Linked DNA regions of Mus musculus: region 2 is linked to region 1. The links are chromatin loops, found by intact Hi-C in ENCODE. Cell type or tissue: heart. All regions are shown on one strand.

Region 1 (8,000 bases):
TAGATGACTATGAGCATCCACTTCTGTATTTGCCAGGCACTGGCGAAGTCTCACGGGAGACAGCTATATCAGGGTCCTTTCAGCAAAATCTTGCTAGCATATGCAATAGTGTCTGATTATTGGATGGACCCCCGGGTGGGGCAGTCTCTGGATGGTCCATCCTTTTGTCTTAGCTCCAAACTTTGTCTCTGCAACTCCTTCCATGGATGTTTTATTGCCTATTCTAGGTAGGAATGAAGTACTACTAGTTGGTCTTCCTTCTTGATTTTCTTGTGTTTTGGAAGTTGTATCTTGGGTATTCTAGGTTTCTGGGATAATATCCAGTTATCAGTGAGTGCATATCAAGTGACTTCTTTTGTGATTGGGTTACCTCACTCAGGATGATATCCTCCAGATACATCCATTTGTCCAAGAATTTCATAAATTCATTGTTTTTAATTGCTGAGTAGTACTCCATTGTGTAAATGTACCACATTTTCTGTATCCATTCCTCTGTTGAGGGACACCTGAGTTCTTTCCAGCTTCTGGCTATTATAAATAAGGCTGCTATGAACATAGTGGAGCATGTGTCCTTATTATCAGTTGAACATCTTCTGGGTATATGCCCAGGAGAGGTATTGTTGGATCTACCAGTAGTACTATGTCCAATTTTCTGAGGATCCGCCAAACAATCTCATCGATCCTTATGGCGAAGCATTGTATAACATTTTTAGAGGCAGCCTATGAAAATGATCTATTTTAGTGTAATTAACATACACTAAAATAGTGTTGCGTGATTTAGTAAAATACCTATTTCAATCAGTTATCATGTGGGAAAATGGCAAGCACACGGGTGCTCAGCCTGAGGCTAGCCTGAGGTCATACAGAGGGCAAGCCCTGCTGAACCACTCCCCTGCTGCAGCTAATTGCCAATCTTTAACTTCTCCCAGAGCCAGTTCTGGTCTCTATAAAGGGAGCATCATAATGCTGAGGACGGTGAGTTTCTTCAGGGATTAAACAAGAAACACTAGCACATTGTACATTTAGTAAAATATGTCAGAGGTGCAAATCAGCTTGGACTGCTCAGATTCTGGGGAGCTGTGTGACAAAGCCAGGGTGGTTTTGGCAGGAATCGATTGCTTTGGGGGTTTTCTGGTTCTTTCCTACAGCACAAGGAGCTGCAGGACCTGGTTGGGTTTGTATGCAGGAGCCCAGTCCCGAGCTCTGTGCTTGCGGGCTCAGTCCAGGCCCTGCGGTGTCTTTGGTCTTTCTTTTCACTTTCTATCCACCAAGCAGAATGAACATTTGGTTTTGGGTTAATTGTGGGAATGATGGGCTGGGGAAATCACAAAATACAAGCAAATAACAATCTGACACCCTGCACTCATCCACTTTCTACTTTATGTCTGTCTTCCACTGGCAGCACACATCACTTCTTTTCCAGGTCTTCCTCAGGTCAAATTGCCTGAAGAATAGAGTTCCCCTGCTAGTTGTGAGCCCAACTCAAATCTTTGTCATAAAGTTATATCAGAAAGAGTTCTCCATATCTCTGTGTCAGTCCAGTTAGAGAATTCTGGTGGCTTCCTTCTGGAATGAAAACTGGGCTGTGGTGAGACTGTTTAGCATGCCACAGGAATAACATCGACCAGCAAGCATTCCTATAGCATCTGTGCATGTGCACACACACAGACAAACCACTTATTTTTTAACATTTTGAAATCAGTACACTTTGTTCTGTATCTTCTTGTTTCCCTTTTTGATACAGGGTTTCTGTGTGTAAACCTTGCTGTGCTGGAACTTGCTCTGCAGACCAGGCTGGCCTGGTTCTATACCTGCTTCTGACTCCTGGGATTACAGGCGTGTACCAGCACCATCTGAAAACAAACAAACAAACAAACAAACAAAAAACCAAAAATTCTCAATGAATTTTATATATCTGTTTATAATAGCCACCTACCAAATTTACCTGTTTGAAAATTTCAAATCTACAGAAAAGAAAGGCATGTCCTTTTGAAGATGTCCTCATTTTCACGAATCTGTATACCATCTCTCTCCTCCAGCTCCCTCTCACTGTGGGGGAAGGATGTGGAATTGCAAAGACTTTAGCCTTTACTCCTGCATGCCTCTCATCCTACATTTCCAAGGTACCTTTATCAAATCTATAAAACTGAGACATTCCTAAGATTGTTCTGGGACCGACACACTTCCCCCAGACTTTTCTGGCTGTGCACACTGTATCCCCTCAGTCCCCTCCCTGGATTTGGTCAAGGTCCACATGCAGTTCTTGTGTCGTTCTAGTCTCTTTCTGCAGGGCTAGGATGGAACCCTGACCCTCACGGGTACACTAAGCTATGTCCCACCCCCTAGTCCCTTTAGTATGGAGTAGTTCTGCCTTCTTTTCTCTAGAGAAGTTCAGGCCAGGCATTTGAGAACAGGACACATTTTAGACTTCTCCCACCTAATTTGTCTTCTTCCCCTCCCATGTTTTCTACAAACTGTTGTGTTAATTCTATTCTAGAGACACTTTTGTAAAAAAAAATTAATAATTAATTTTTATGAGACAGATTTGCACACTGTGGATCAGGCTCTATCTTTCTATCTTGGCCTTTTGAACTTTGAGATTATAGGTGAGCCACCATCCCTGCTTCTAAACTGCAGTTTTGGAAAGGGCTGTCTAGAGTTTTTTACCACACATGCTGTCTCCCATGAAAGCAGAGTCTAAGAAGGGTTTCATCCTGTCGTCCCTTCTGATGCTTCTTCTCAGCAAAGATCCACACGGTCTGTCAGCACAAAACTTGCCATCTGCAGTGGTGCACCTATGCCTTCTCTCAGTTGCAGGCTTTAGCTGGGTGTGACTGCTCACCTGTAATCCCAGCTTTCAGGAGCCAGAAATGGCAGGCCACTGTGAGTTTAAGGCTAGCCTTGAGGATAGAGTGAGTTCCACACCAGCCTGGAAGACAGAGTAAAACCTGGCAAAAAAAAAAAAAAAAAAAAAAAAAGGAGGAGGAGAGAAGGAAGGAAAGGAAAGGAAGAATGGGTCTTGAACCCCGCCTGGAGCAGCAGTGCTGTTTTGGTGTTAGGAGCAGCATGGCAAACTTAGCAGTAGGGGTGGGAGGGCTGGGGGTCCTGTTGGGATCTGAGAAGCCCACTCTCTGGAGCTTCTGTATGCTCAGGGATACAGGGCTTTCCTGTCACCACGTATAGGACATCATCATAAGGCATGGTCAGTAGGACAGCAATGTTGGGAATGGGTAAAGTGAAGAATAGACAGGGGAACAAAATTATGCTTATTTACAGATCAACTCAAGAAAATCTCCATTTCAGAAACTTAGGCTATGAAAAGAAGAAGAAAGTCTGTTTTGAAGTAAAATGCTCACTTCCCCTTTGTTCTGAGAACTACTGCTTGCCACTTTGCTAGTTTGAGAAAGGAGTGGCTGTCCTTCTGAGACTTCTCACCCAGATTGTTGAAGAGATGTAAAGGCTCAAGTCCCCACAGCTAGCCAAAGCCTGTAGGGGCAGGACAACGTCCCGAGCTACACAGGTTCCACTCCTGCTGCCTGCCACATAAGAAACTAGGGAGCAGAGGCCAGGATTTGAATCATGAGGCACACATTATTCAGTGAGCTGGTGGTCTCAGAAGACAGTGGGTTAATTAACATCCTGGAAAATCTCTTCCATCTGATCTCCAGCCAACAGATTGGAGAAATGGGGTTAAACAAAGGTAGCCAGTCACCCAGAGCTCAGTCCTGCTGCATTGGTCCAGTTGGCAGCCAAGTTCCTGAGATATCAGTGAAGTCTCCACCTCTTGCTCCCATCTCCACCCTCTCCACCCATTCTGCGGCTGTTTGCGACCCACAGGCACTTCTCTCTCTCTCTCCTTTTTTCTCTTTTTAATGTTTTTTTGAGATTGTAAGATATAGATAATTTTGGGCACTTTCTCAAACAGCAAGTCAAATTAGTTTCTATACAGTCTTGTACTCCTTTGGGGGCATCAGGTCTCAGGTTGGGGGTTAACACTGAGCAAACAAACCTCACCTCTAAGTTCTAGCTGTAGTCATGGCTTGTAGGTGATGTCACTGTGTCTTAAGTTCAGCCACCTTTTCTGGTTTGCAGGCTCAGATATCTTAATAGGGATCCTAGCACACTGGATCATCTGAATTATCCTTCAAGCAACTTTACTCTCAGACCTGTGTCTCTTTTATTTCCAGTCTTGACAAAGGTGCCGCCATTTTGTAGTTTCCCAGTCCCCACGCAGTAGACTCCAGCTGGTGAAGCCTCAAGTCCTTTATCTCTCCCTTGCACACTCCAGAAAGGATGTGCCAGTTGTCTTTAGGGAACACAAACGAAACTGATATTGTCATACTCACCGTGTTCCTCTCTCTCCATCTCTGACTCCCAGCCTTTCCTGCCTGCTCCTTAACTAAAGGGCTACCTCCTCTTGCACTACTTCTTGGGACCAGATTATCCAGGGTCACAATGGCTGCATCTGAAAACTCTTCTCAGAGCCTCTTTGCCGATTTGGTACCAGATTTAAATCTGTCTCATATCACTCCAGGAGCTTCCTGGAGCATCCCTTTCTCTTCTTGCCTGAATTAGAAGTCCTTTCTTTTATTGGGACTCATGTCCTGTGTCATAGATTTGCCAGACCATACTCTAATGCCGATTCTCATTTTCTATAGTAGGAATTGTGTTGGGTTGATGTAAAGGAAGGAATTTTAAATAAGTGAAACAAGGAGCAAATGAACAACCGAGATGTCCTGCTTTCAAACAGCATCCACCTTTGAGAGTATTAACTAGTGTGTAACAATGAATAAAAGCACATTCTTTTTGCTCTTCTTTAATACAGAGATTTGAGTGGCTTTCATCCAATTCTGATTGATTAAAAAACAATGCCATTGCTTTTCTATTCCAACAGGAAATATGGGATGTATTAAATCAAAAAGGAAAGACAATCTCAATGACGATGAAGTAGATTCGAAGACTCAACCAGTACGTAATACTGACCGAACTATTTATGTGAGAGATCCAACGTCCAATAAACAGCAAAGGCCAGTAAGTAGACTAGTCTCAGGGGAGAAATCCCACAGTAGGATCGGAGCATGGCTGTGCAGCCTAAACCCCAATCTTTGCATGCCATATATATATACACATATATAAATTGATTACAGAGACCCCAGATAATTTTATATGCTTTATAACTTAATCCTTGAAAAATGTGTAGAGATTTTAGGGATAATCTGGCTACTTACTAGATGATAAGTAAATCTTGAGTTGCATTTTCAAGTATAGAGAAAAGTATCTTTAATGCTGCTAATGAAAAGACCCCAGACCTCTGTGACTCAGGATAGATGTTCTGGGGACAAAGGATTTTCTGGATTTAAACCAGAATCTAAAACATATGCTAGCTAGTGTGTCTTTGGGGTATTACAATTTATTCTTTATCTCCTTTTCTTCAACTGATTTAAAATAGTACAAAGACATCATGATGTGTTACAGTGGAGTAAAGGTTAAGAGAAAGCATGTCTGATTCTGCCTCAACACTTTATACAGGTGTCCCCATTAGAAACTTTATGAGTGATGTGCCACCTGCTGTACTTGGAAAAGAAGTGATGCCAAATCTTAGGGACATAGGGGAACTCAGAATTTAGGATAGCTATAACCAAATCTGCTTTACTTTGGAGCTTGTAACCTGGCAAGCAATTTCCCATAGGATGTCTATATGCATCCTCTTACCAAGTTTTCCTTTTTTTTTTTTTTTTCTTTCCTGAGACAGGGTTTCTCTGGCTGTCCTGGAACTCACTCTGTAGACCAGGCTGGCCTCAAACTCAGAAATCCACCTGCCTCTGCCTCCCAAGTGCTGGGATTATAGGTGTGTGCCACCACCGCCCAGCTCCATTACCCAGTTTTAATGGACTGTCTTGGCATTTAAACTGAAAACAAGCTATTCCAGTTTAGCCCAAATGCCTTTATTATCAGTTTGGCAGGCATGGTGGTATACACCTGTAATCACAAGTTGGCAGCAGAGGCAGGCAGATCTGTGTGAGTTTGAGGCCAAGTCTGGTTTACATTGCAAGTTCCAGGACAGCCAAGGAAGGCTATAGAGTAAGGCCCTGTGTCAAAAAACAAAACAGAATTTGCAGTTTCTCCAGTTTGCCCTATGCTTTTAAATGGCTTGGCATTTTAGAGTACATTGTCATTGTATAGTGCTGACAAAGGCTATTGGCTAGTCCATCACCCTTAGCTATAACCTATCAGAATCAACTATCATCGCTTAGACTGCTAGGTCAGAGTTAAAGAGAAGTGATGATTGATGACTTCACTGTGCTATTAAGTTCTTTTATATAGTTCTTGTGTATAGATGCATTATCAATATATCATGTAAAATTGAACATAGAGGAGTTGGAGAGATGACTGTGATTATGAGCAATGGCTGCTCTTCCAGAGGACCTGACTTCAATTTCCAGTGCCCGCATGTCAGATCACAACCATCTGTAGCTCCTGTTCCAGGGCATCTGACACCTCTTCTGGCCTCTGTCTGTACCATGCACACACATGGTGCACAGATATTTGTGCAGGCACAATGCCTATCTCATACAAATGAATTTGAAAAAGAAGTAAAGAAAATGTATCAACACAAAGTGAATAAGATTATTAAGAGTACTAGTAATTTGGTGATGCTGAATACATACCAATATAAAATTTAAAAGCAATTTATATAAATATGGATATAGAGTTATATTCTTAAACAAATGTGATGAATGGAAGGAAATGTAAGAGTAAAGAAAAGGCAAAAGGTAGTTTTCTTATAGACTTCAAAGTTCTATTTATTTCTTGTAGCAAATGCTGCAGTTTTTTAATGTACTTTAAAAACCTAAAAAAAAATTTTTGTTTTGTTTTGCTTTTTTTGTTGTTTGCTTGGATCTGGTTTTTTATTTTGATTTGTTTTGTTGGGTTTTGTTTCTTTGTTTTGTTATTTTTTCCAGGTGTTATTTATTTAGGAAAGCAAAGGAGATTAATTTTAAAAAACTCAAATATTCAGTGTAAAAAAGATTACAAGTAGATTGGAAAGCAACAATGAGTGTATTTAAAATCTTTCAGTTCCTTGATGCTCACCAGAAAAAAAAAAAAATAGTTTAGGTCTCCTGTGGCCATAGGTGCTCTCCATGGGCTGCTTAGCTTGGTCTCATCCTATGACCATAAGCAAGACTCTCAGCCTTTGCACATGTGAAGAATATATGCTCCCAGTTGACTACAAAGGGCTCTACAAGGAAGTGAAGTGCAACTGTTCAAGAGAGAGCTAGAGTGATGTCCTGAAGGCCACATGTACGTGTTTTAGTCTTACAAAAGTGTTTTAAGATGGGCTGGAGAACTTCAGGGCACATATCTCAGGACCAGCGTAGCCAGCCAGCAGGTCGCATATAAAAATGTGCTTTGCTGCATTGTAGACTAATCTCTCTAGTATTCGCAAATCAGCTTGCTGCTTTCAAAATTATTTAATTTCTTATCTAATTGTCTCCTCTAATTCATATAAAATAGAATGTCATTCTTAATTATGCAACTGTAAATGACTAAAACAGCAATATACAACTGCTTTAAGTCTTGCATGTTAGTATGGATCCATGATTGCCCACTCCTTCAGTCCCTTCCCTCAGTGAATTTGAGATTTCAGGGGCTCACTTTCTGCAGAAATTTATATTTTAGTATAAACCACTTTGGCCGTGTTTTATTAAACACTCACCAAAGTGTTAGTAGCCACTCAAGGAGAAGCAGAGGGATAAGGTGGATTAAAATCTGAGCCCAGGCAGGGCCTCCTTAGAAGAGGTCACCAGGCCTTATATACCCCCAGCAGTGCTCTTGTGTGGAAATGGTTTAGAATATAAGGTACCTCGTGTGATGCATCCAGCTGCTGCCATAACTGGGGGATATCCCTGGCCCTGGACAGAGTCACTGTCAGACAAGAAAGCCTAACTCGGTTGAGCTTATGTTTATCTGTTAGTGACAGGTCTGATCAAATGTTTAAC
Region 2 (8,000 bases), 220 kb before region 1:
CCAGCACATCTTAAAACACCTTTGTAAGACTAAAACACGTACATGTGGCCTTCAGGACATCACTCTAGCTCTCTCTTGAACAGTTGCACTTCACTTCCTTGTAGAGCCCTTTGTAGTCAACTGGGAGCATATATTCTTCACATGTGCAAAGGCTGAGAGTCTTGCTTATGGTCATAGGATGAGGCCAAGCTAAGCAGCCCATGGAGAGCACCTATGGCCACAGGAGACCTAAACTATTTTTTTTTCTGGTGAGCATCAAGGAACTGAAAGATTTTAAATACACTCATTGTTGCTTTCCAATCTACTTGTAATCTTTTTTACACTGAATATTTGAGTTTTTTTTTTAAACTGATCTCCTTTGCTTTCCTAAATAAATAACACCTGGAAAAAATAACAAAACAAACAAACAAAAACCAATGAAACAAATCAAATCAAAATAAAAAACCAGATCCAAGCAAACAACAAAAAAAGCAAAACAAAACAAAAAAAATTTTTTAGGTTTTTAAAGTACGTTAAAAAACTGCAGCATTTGCTACAAGAAATAAATAGAACTTTGAAGTCTACAAGAAAACTACCTTTTGCCTTTTCTTTACTCTTACATTTCCTTCCATTCATCACATTTGTTTAAGAATATAACTCTATATCCATATTTATATAAATTGCTTTTAAATTTTATATTGGTATGTATTCAGCATCACCAAATTACTAGTACTCTTAATAATCTTATTCATTTTGTGTTGATACATTTTCTATACTTCTTTTTCAAATTCATTTGTATAAGATAGGCATTGTGCCTACACGAATATCTGTGCTCCATGTGTGTGCATGGTACAGACAGAGGCCAGAAGAGGTGTCAGATGCCCTGGAACAGGAGCTACAGATGGTTGTGATCTGACATGCGGGCACTGGAAATTGAAGTCAGGTCCTCTGGAAGAGCAGCCATTGCTCATAATCACAGTCATCTCTCCAACTCCTCTATGTTCAATTTTACATGATATATTGATAATGCATCTATACACAAGAACTATATAAAAGAACTTAATAGCACAGTGAAGTCATCAATCATCACGTCTCTTTAACTCTGACCTAGCAGTCTAAGTGATGATAGTTGGTTCTGATAGGTTATAGCTAAGGGTGATGGACTAGCCAATAGCCTTTGGCAGCACTACACAATGACAATGTACTCTAGAATGCCAAGCCATTTAAAAGCATAGGGCAAACTGGAGAAACTGCAAATTCTGTTTTGTTTTTTGACACAGGGCCTTACTCTATAGCCTTCCTTGGCTGTCCTGGAACTTGCAATGTAAACCAGGCTTGACCTCAAACTCACACAGATCTGCCTGCCTCTGCTGCCAACTTGTTGTGATTACAGGTGTATACCACCATGCCTGCCAAACTGATAATAAAGGCATTTGGGCTAAACTTGAATAGCTTGTTTTCAGTTTAAATGCCAAGACAGTCCATTAAAACTGGGTAATGGAGCTGGGCGGTGGTGGCACATGCCTATAATTCCAGCACTTGGGAGGCAGAGGCAGGTGGATTTCTGAGTTTGAGGCCAGCCTGGTCTACAGAGTGAGTTCCAGGACAGCCAGAGAAACCCTGTCTCAGGAAAGAAAAAAAAAAAAAAGGAAAACTGGGTAAGGGGATGCATACAGACATCCAATGGGAAATTGCTTGCCAGGTTACAAGCTCCAAAGTAAAGCAGATTTGGTTATAGCTATCCTAAGTTCTGAGTTCCCCTATGTCCCTAAGATTTGGCATCACTTCTTTTCCAAGTACAGCAGGTGGCACATCACTCATAAAGTTTCTAATGGAGACACCTGTATAAAATGTTGAGGCAGAATCAGACATGCTTTCTCTTAACCTTTACTCCACTGTAACACATCATAATGTCTTTGTACTATTTTAAATCAGTTGAAGAAAAGGAGGTAAAGAATAAATTGTAATACCCCAAAGACACACTAGCTAGCATATGTTTTAGATTCTGGTTTAAATCCAGAAAATCCTTGGTCCCCAGAACATCTATCCTGAGTCACACAGGTCTGGGGTCTTTTCATTAGCAGCATTAAAGATACTTTTCTCTGTACTTGAAAATGCAACTCAAGATCTACTTATCATCTAGTAAGTAGCCAGATTATCCCTAAAATCTCTACACATTTTCAAGGATTAAGTTATAAAGCATATAAAATTATCTGGGGGTCTCTGTAATCAATTTATATATGTGTATATATATATGGCATGCAAAGATTGGGGTTTAGGCTGCACAGCCATGCTCCGATCCTGCTGTGGGATTTCTCCCCTGAGACTAGTCTACTTACTGGCCTTTGCTGTTTATTGGACGTTGGATCTCTCACATAAATAGTTCGGTCAGTATTACTTACTGGTTGAGTCTTCGAATCTACTTCATCATCATTGAGATTGTCTTTCCTTTTTGATTTAATACATCCCATATTTCCTGTTGGAATAGAAAAGCAATGGCATTGTTTTTTAATCAATCAGAATTGGATGAAAGCCACTCAAATCTCTGTGTTAAAGAAGAGCAAAAAGAATGTGCTTTTATTCATTGTTACACACTAGTTAATACTCTCAAAGGTGGATGCTGTTTGAAAGTAGGATATCTCAGTTGTTCATTTGCTCCTTGTTTCACTTATTTAAAATTCCTTCCTGAGTGTCACCTTTACAACAACCCAACACAATTCCTACTATAGAAAATGAGAATCGGCATTAGAGTATGGTCTGGCAAATCTATGACACAGGACATGAGTCCCAATAAAAGAAAAGACTTCTAATTCAGGCAAGAAGAGAAAGGGCTGCTCCAGGAAGCTCCTGGAGTGAGATGAGACAGATTTAAATCTGGTACCAAATCGGCAAAGAGGCTCTGAGAAGAGTTTTCAGATGCAGCCATTGTGACCCTGGATAATCTGGTCCCAAGAACTAGTGCAAGAGGAGGTAGCCCTTTAGTGAAGGAGCAGGCAGGAAAGGCTGGGAGTCAGAGATGGAGAGAGAGGAACACGGTGAGTATGACAATATCAGTTTCGTTTGTGTTCCCTAAAGACAACTGGCACATCCCTTCTGGAGTGTGCAAGGGAGAGATAAAGGACTTGAGGCTTCACCAGCTGGAGTCTACTGTGTGGGGCCTGGGAAACTACAAAATGGCGGCACCTCTGTCAAGACTGGAAATAAAAGAGACACAGGTCTGAGAGTAAAGTTGCTTGAAGGATAATTCAGATGATCCAGTGTGCTAGGCTCCCTATTAAGATATCTGAGCCTGCAAACCAGAAAAGGTGGCTGAACTTAAGACACAGTGACATCACCTACAAGCCATGACTACAGCTAGAACTTAGAGGTGAGGTTTGTTTGCTCAGTTTTAACCCCCAACCTGAGACCTGATGCCCCCAAAGGAGTACAAGAGTGTATAGAAACTAATTTGACTTGCTGTTTGAGAAAGTGCCCAAAATTATCTATATCTTACAATCTCAAAAAAACATTTAAAAGAGAAAAAAAGAGAGAGAGAGAAGTGCCTGTGGGTCGCAAACAGCCGCAGAATGGGTGGAGATGGGAACAAGAGGTGGAGACTTCACTGATATCTCAGGAACTTGGCTGCCAACTGGACCAGTGCAGCAGGACTGAGCTCTGGGTGACTGGCTACCTTTGTTTAACCCCATTTCTACAATCTGTTGGCTGGAGATCTTCAGATGGAAGAGATTTTCCAGGATGTTAATTAACCCACTGTCTTCTGAGACCACCAGCTCACTGAATAATGTGTGCCTCATGATTCAAATCCTGGCCTCTGCTCCCTAGTTTCTTATGTGGCAGGCAGCAGGAGTGGAACCTGTGTAGCTCGGGACGTTGTCCTGCCCCTACAGGCTTTGGCTAGCTGTGGGGACTTGAGCCTTTTCATCTCTTCAACAATCTGGGTAAGAAGTCTCAGAAGGACAGCCACTCCTTTCTCAAACTAGCAAAGTGGCAAGCAGTAGTTCTCAGAACAAAGGGGAAGTGAGCATTTTACTTCAAAACAGACTTTCTTCTTCTTTTCATAGCCTAAGTTTCTGAAATGGAGATTTTCTTGAGTTGATCTGTAAATAAGCATAATTTTGTTCCCCAGTCTGTTCTTCACTTTACCCATTCCCAACATTGCTGTCCAACTGACCATGCCTTATGATGATGTCCTATACGTGGTGACAGGAAAGCCCTGTATCCCTGAGCATGCAGAAGCTCCAGAGAGTGGGCTTCTCAGACCCCAACAGGACCCCCAGCCCTCCCACCCCTACTGCTAAGTTTGCCATGCTGCTCCTAACACCAAAACAGTACTGCTGCTCCAGGCAGGGCTCAAGACCCATTCTTCCTTTCCTTTCCTTCCTTCTCTCCTCCTCCTCCTTTAAAAAAAAATTTTTTTGCCAGGTTTTACTCTGTCTTCCAGGCTGGTGTGGAACTCACTCTATCCTCAAGGCTAGCCTTAAACTCACAGTGGCCTGCCATTTCTGGCTCCTGAAAGCTGGGATTACAGGTGAGCAGTCACACCCAACTAAAGCCTGCAACTGAGAGAAGGCATAGGTGCACCACTGCAGATGGCAAGTTTTGTGCTGACAGACCGTGTGGATCTTTGCTGAGAAGAAGCATCAGAAGGGACGACAGGATGAAACCCTTCTTAGACTCTGCTTTCATGTGAGACAGCATGTGTGGTAAAAAACTCTAGACAACCCTTTCCAAAACTGCAGTTTAGAAGCAGGGATGGTGGCTCACCTATAATCTCAAAGTTCAAAAGGCCAAGATAGAAAGATAGAGCCTGATCCACAGTGTTCAAATCTGTCTCATAAAAATTAATTATTAATTTTTTTACAAGTGTCTCTAGAGTAGAATTAAGACAACAGTTTGTAGAAAACATGGGAGGGGAAGAAGACAGATTAGGTGGGAGAAGTCTAAAATGTGTCCTGTTCTCAAATGACTGGCCTGAACTTCTCTAGAGAAAAGAAGGCAGAACTACTCCATACTAAAGGGACTAGGGGGTGGGACATAGCTTAGTGTACCCGTGAGGGTCAGGGTTCCATCCTAGCCCTGCAGAAAGAGACTAGAATGACACACGAACTGCATGTGGACCTTGACCAAATCCAGGGAGGGGACTGAGGGGATACAGTGTGCACAGCCAGAAAAGTCTGGGGGAAGTGTGTCGGTCCCAACAATCTTAGGAATGTCTCAGTTTTATAGATTTGATAAAGGTACCTTGGAAATGTAGGATGAGAGGCATGCAGGAGTAAAGGCTAACGTCTTTGCAATTCCAGATCCTTCCCCCACAGTGAGAGGGAGCTGGAGGAGAGAGATGGTATACAGATTCCTGAAAATGAGGACATCTTCAAAAGGACATGCCTTTCTCTCTTTTCTGTAGATTTGAAATTTTCAAACAGGTAAATTTGGTAGGTGGCTATTATAAACAGATACATAAATGTTGCTGGTACACGCCTGTAATCCCAGGAGTCAGAAGCAGGTATAGAACCAGGCCAGCCTGGTCTGCAGAGTAAGTTCCAGCACAGCAAGATTTCTCCAGCCCATCTTTCCCACAATTAACCCAAAACCAAATGTTCATTCTGCTTGGTGGATAGAAAGTGAAAAGAAAGACCAAAGACACCGCAGGGCCTGGACTGAGCCCGCAAGCACAGAGCTCAGGACTGGGCTCCTGCATACAAACCCAACCAGGTCCTGCAGCTCCTTGTGCTGTAGAAAAGAACCAGAAAACCCCCAAAGCAATCGATTCCTGCCAAAACCACCCTGGCTTTGTCACACAGCTCCCCAGAATCTGAGCAGTCCAAGCTGATTTGCACCTCTGACATATTTTACTAAACATATAATGTGCTAGTGTTTCTTGTTTAATCCCTGAAGAAACTCACCGTCCTCAGCATTATGATGCTCCCTTTATAGAGACCAGAACTGGCTCTGGGAGAAGTTAAAGATTGGCAACTAGCTGCAGCAGGGGAGTGGTTCAGTGGGGCTTGCCCTCTGCATGACCTCAGGCTAGCCTCAGGCTGAGCACCCGTGTGCTTGCCATTTTCCCACATGATAACTAATTTAAATAGGTATTTTACTAAATCACACAACACTGTTTTAGTGTATGTTAATTACACTAAAATAGATCATTTTCATAGGCTGCCTCTAAAAATGTTATACAATGCTTTGCCATAAGAATCGATGAGAGTGTTTGGTGGTTCCTCAGAAAATTGGACATAGTACTACTGGTAGATCCAACAATTCCTCTCCTGGGCATATACCCAGAAGATGTTCAACTGATAATAAGGACACATGCTCCACTATGTTCATAGCAGCTCTACTTATAATAGCCAGAAGCTGGAAAGAACCCAGATATCCCTCAACAGAGGAATGGATACAGAAAATGTGGTACATTTACTCAATGGAGTACTACTCAGCAATTAAAAACAATGAATTTATGAAATTCTTGGACAAATGGATGTATCTGGAGGATATCATCCTGAGTGAGGTAACCCAATCACAAAAGAAGTCACTTGATATGCACTCACTGATAACCGGATATTATCCCAGAAACCTAGAATACTCAAGATACAATTTCCAAAACACAAGAAAATCAAGAAGGAAGACCAACTCGTGGATACTTCATTCCTACCTAGAATAGGGAATAAAATATCCATGGAAGGAGTTGCACAGACAAAGTTTGGAGCTAAGACAAAAGGATGGACCATCCAGAGACTGCCCCACCTGGGGGTCCATCCAATAATCAGCCACCAAATGCAGACACTATTGCATATGCTAGCAAGATTTTGCTGAAAGGACCCTGATATAGCTGTCTACCATGAGACTTCGCCAGTGCCTGGCAAATACAGAAGTGGATGCTCATAGTCATCTATATGATAGAACACAGGGCCCCCATTGTAGGAGCTAGAGAAAGTACCCAAGAGCTGAAGGGGTCTGCAACCCTATAGGTGGAAGAACAATATGAACTAATCAGTACCCCCCAGAACTCATGTTTCTAGCTGCATATGTAGCAGAAGATGGCCTAGTTGGCCAAAATTGGGAAGAGAGGCCCCTTGGTCTAGCAAACTTTATATGCCCCAGTACAAGGGAAAGCCAGAGCCAAGAATTGAAAGTGAGGGGTAGGGGAGCAGGGTGTGGGGAGGGTATAGGGGACTTTTGGGATAGCATTTAAAATGTAAATGAAGAAAATATCTATAAAAAAAAGAATCGATGAGATTAATACAATGAAATGAGAGAGTCAGGCCAGGGAACAGAGGGAAACACAATGTGCCTGCTTTTGCCAGAGGTGACTTATCTGGCCCAGCTGCATGCTCACGTAGGAGATAATTCGACTCACCCTGAGAGAGGAAAGGGACAAGCCTTATTCAGGAAAACTGTGAGTCCCTAGCAAGAATTCTAAGTTTGTACTCAATGGACCTAATTAAATCTGGTAGATGATGCTCTGTGCATTACTTCTTGGTATTATACATTTTTACTTTACACTACATACTATGTAGTCCAGGCTGGCCTTGAACTTGCAATCCTCCTGCCTAAGGTCCCCCAGTGCTGGGATTTTAGGCAAGTACTATGACACGCAAGTCTGCCTCATGTCATTTCTAATGGTAAATAGAGGCACATTTAATATGCAGACACTTTATTTAAAATTAATTACATGAGGAGTGGGGGTATTAACTAAAATTGAGAATGGATAAGAATACTTATAAAAAAGTATACTTTGTATGGCAATTTGAAAATATAATAATTACATAAAGAAGGTCGGAAGGCAAAGGTACTTGCCCCAAGCCTGACAGTCAAAGTTTCACTTCTGGGACCTACACGGTGAGAGAAGTTCTATATGTATGCTGCAGCATGCAAGCACACAGAATTTTTAAAATGTAATAAAAAGAGTATGTTTTTTAAAAGCAATTCTGAATGCTTTACCTATCCGCTAAAGATAGGTAGTACTTCTCCAGGAAATATTAATTACTAAGTAAAATTCCTACTTAGTGCCTAGCATGAGC

Evidence for each region. Peaks named below come from ENCODE experiments on the same cell type or tissue, not always from the same donor. Only the 100,000 strongest peaks of a DNase experiment are listed, where the experiment ranks them.
Region 2: a loop joins it to region 1, with 21 times the contacts of the local background. A loop is called at or near these places in 27 of 42 quality-filtered maps.

The regions. Positions count from the first base shown.
Region 1 is chr4:3,733,831-3,741,830 of GRCm38, forward strand. Lyn (LYN proto-oncogene, Src family tyrosine kinase) reads left to right here. Exons shown (of 13, transcript NM_001111096.1): 2 at 4,895-5,031. The coding sequence starts at 4,900. Among named protein-coding and RNA genes, the nearest start is that of 6330407A03Rik, 23 kb to the left of the region's middle. In heart, no CTCF peak of the experiment used is centred here; no DNase peak of the experiment used is centred here.
Region 2 is chr4:3,514,066-3,522,065 of GRCm38, forward strand. It overlaps LOC108168924 (a long non-coding RNA gene), which reads right to left and starts at 2,527. Exons shown (of 2, transcript XR_001784222.1): 1 at 2,319-2,527. In heart, no CTCF peak of the experiment used is centred here; no DNase peak of the experiment used is centred here.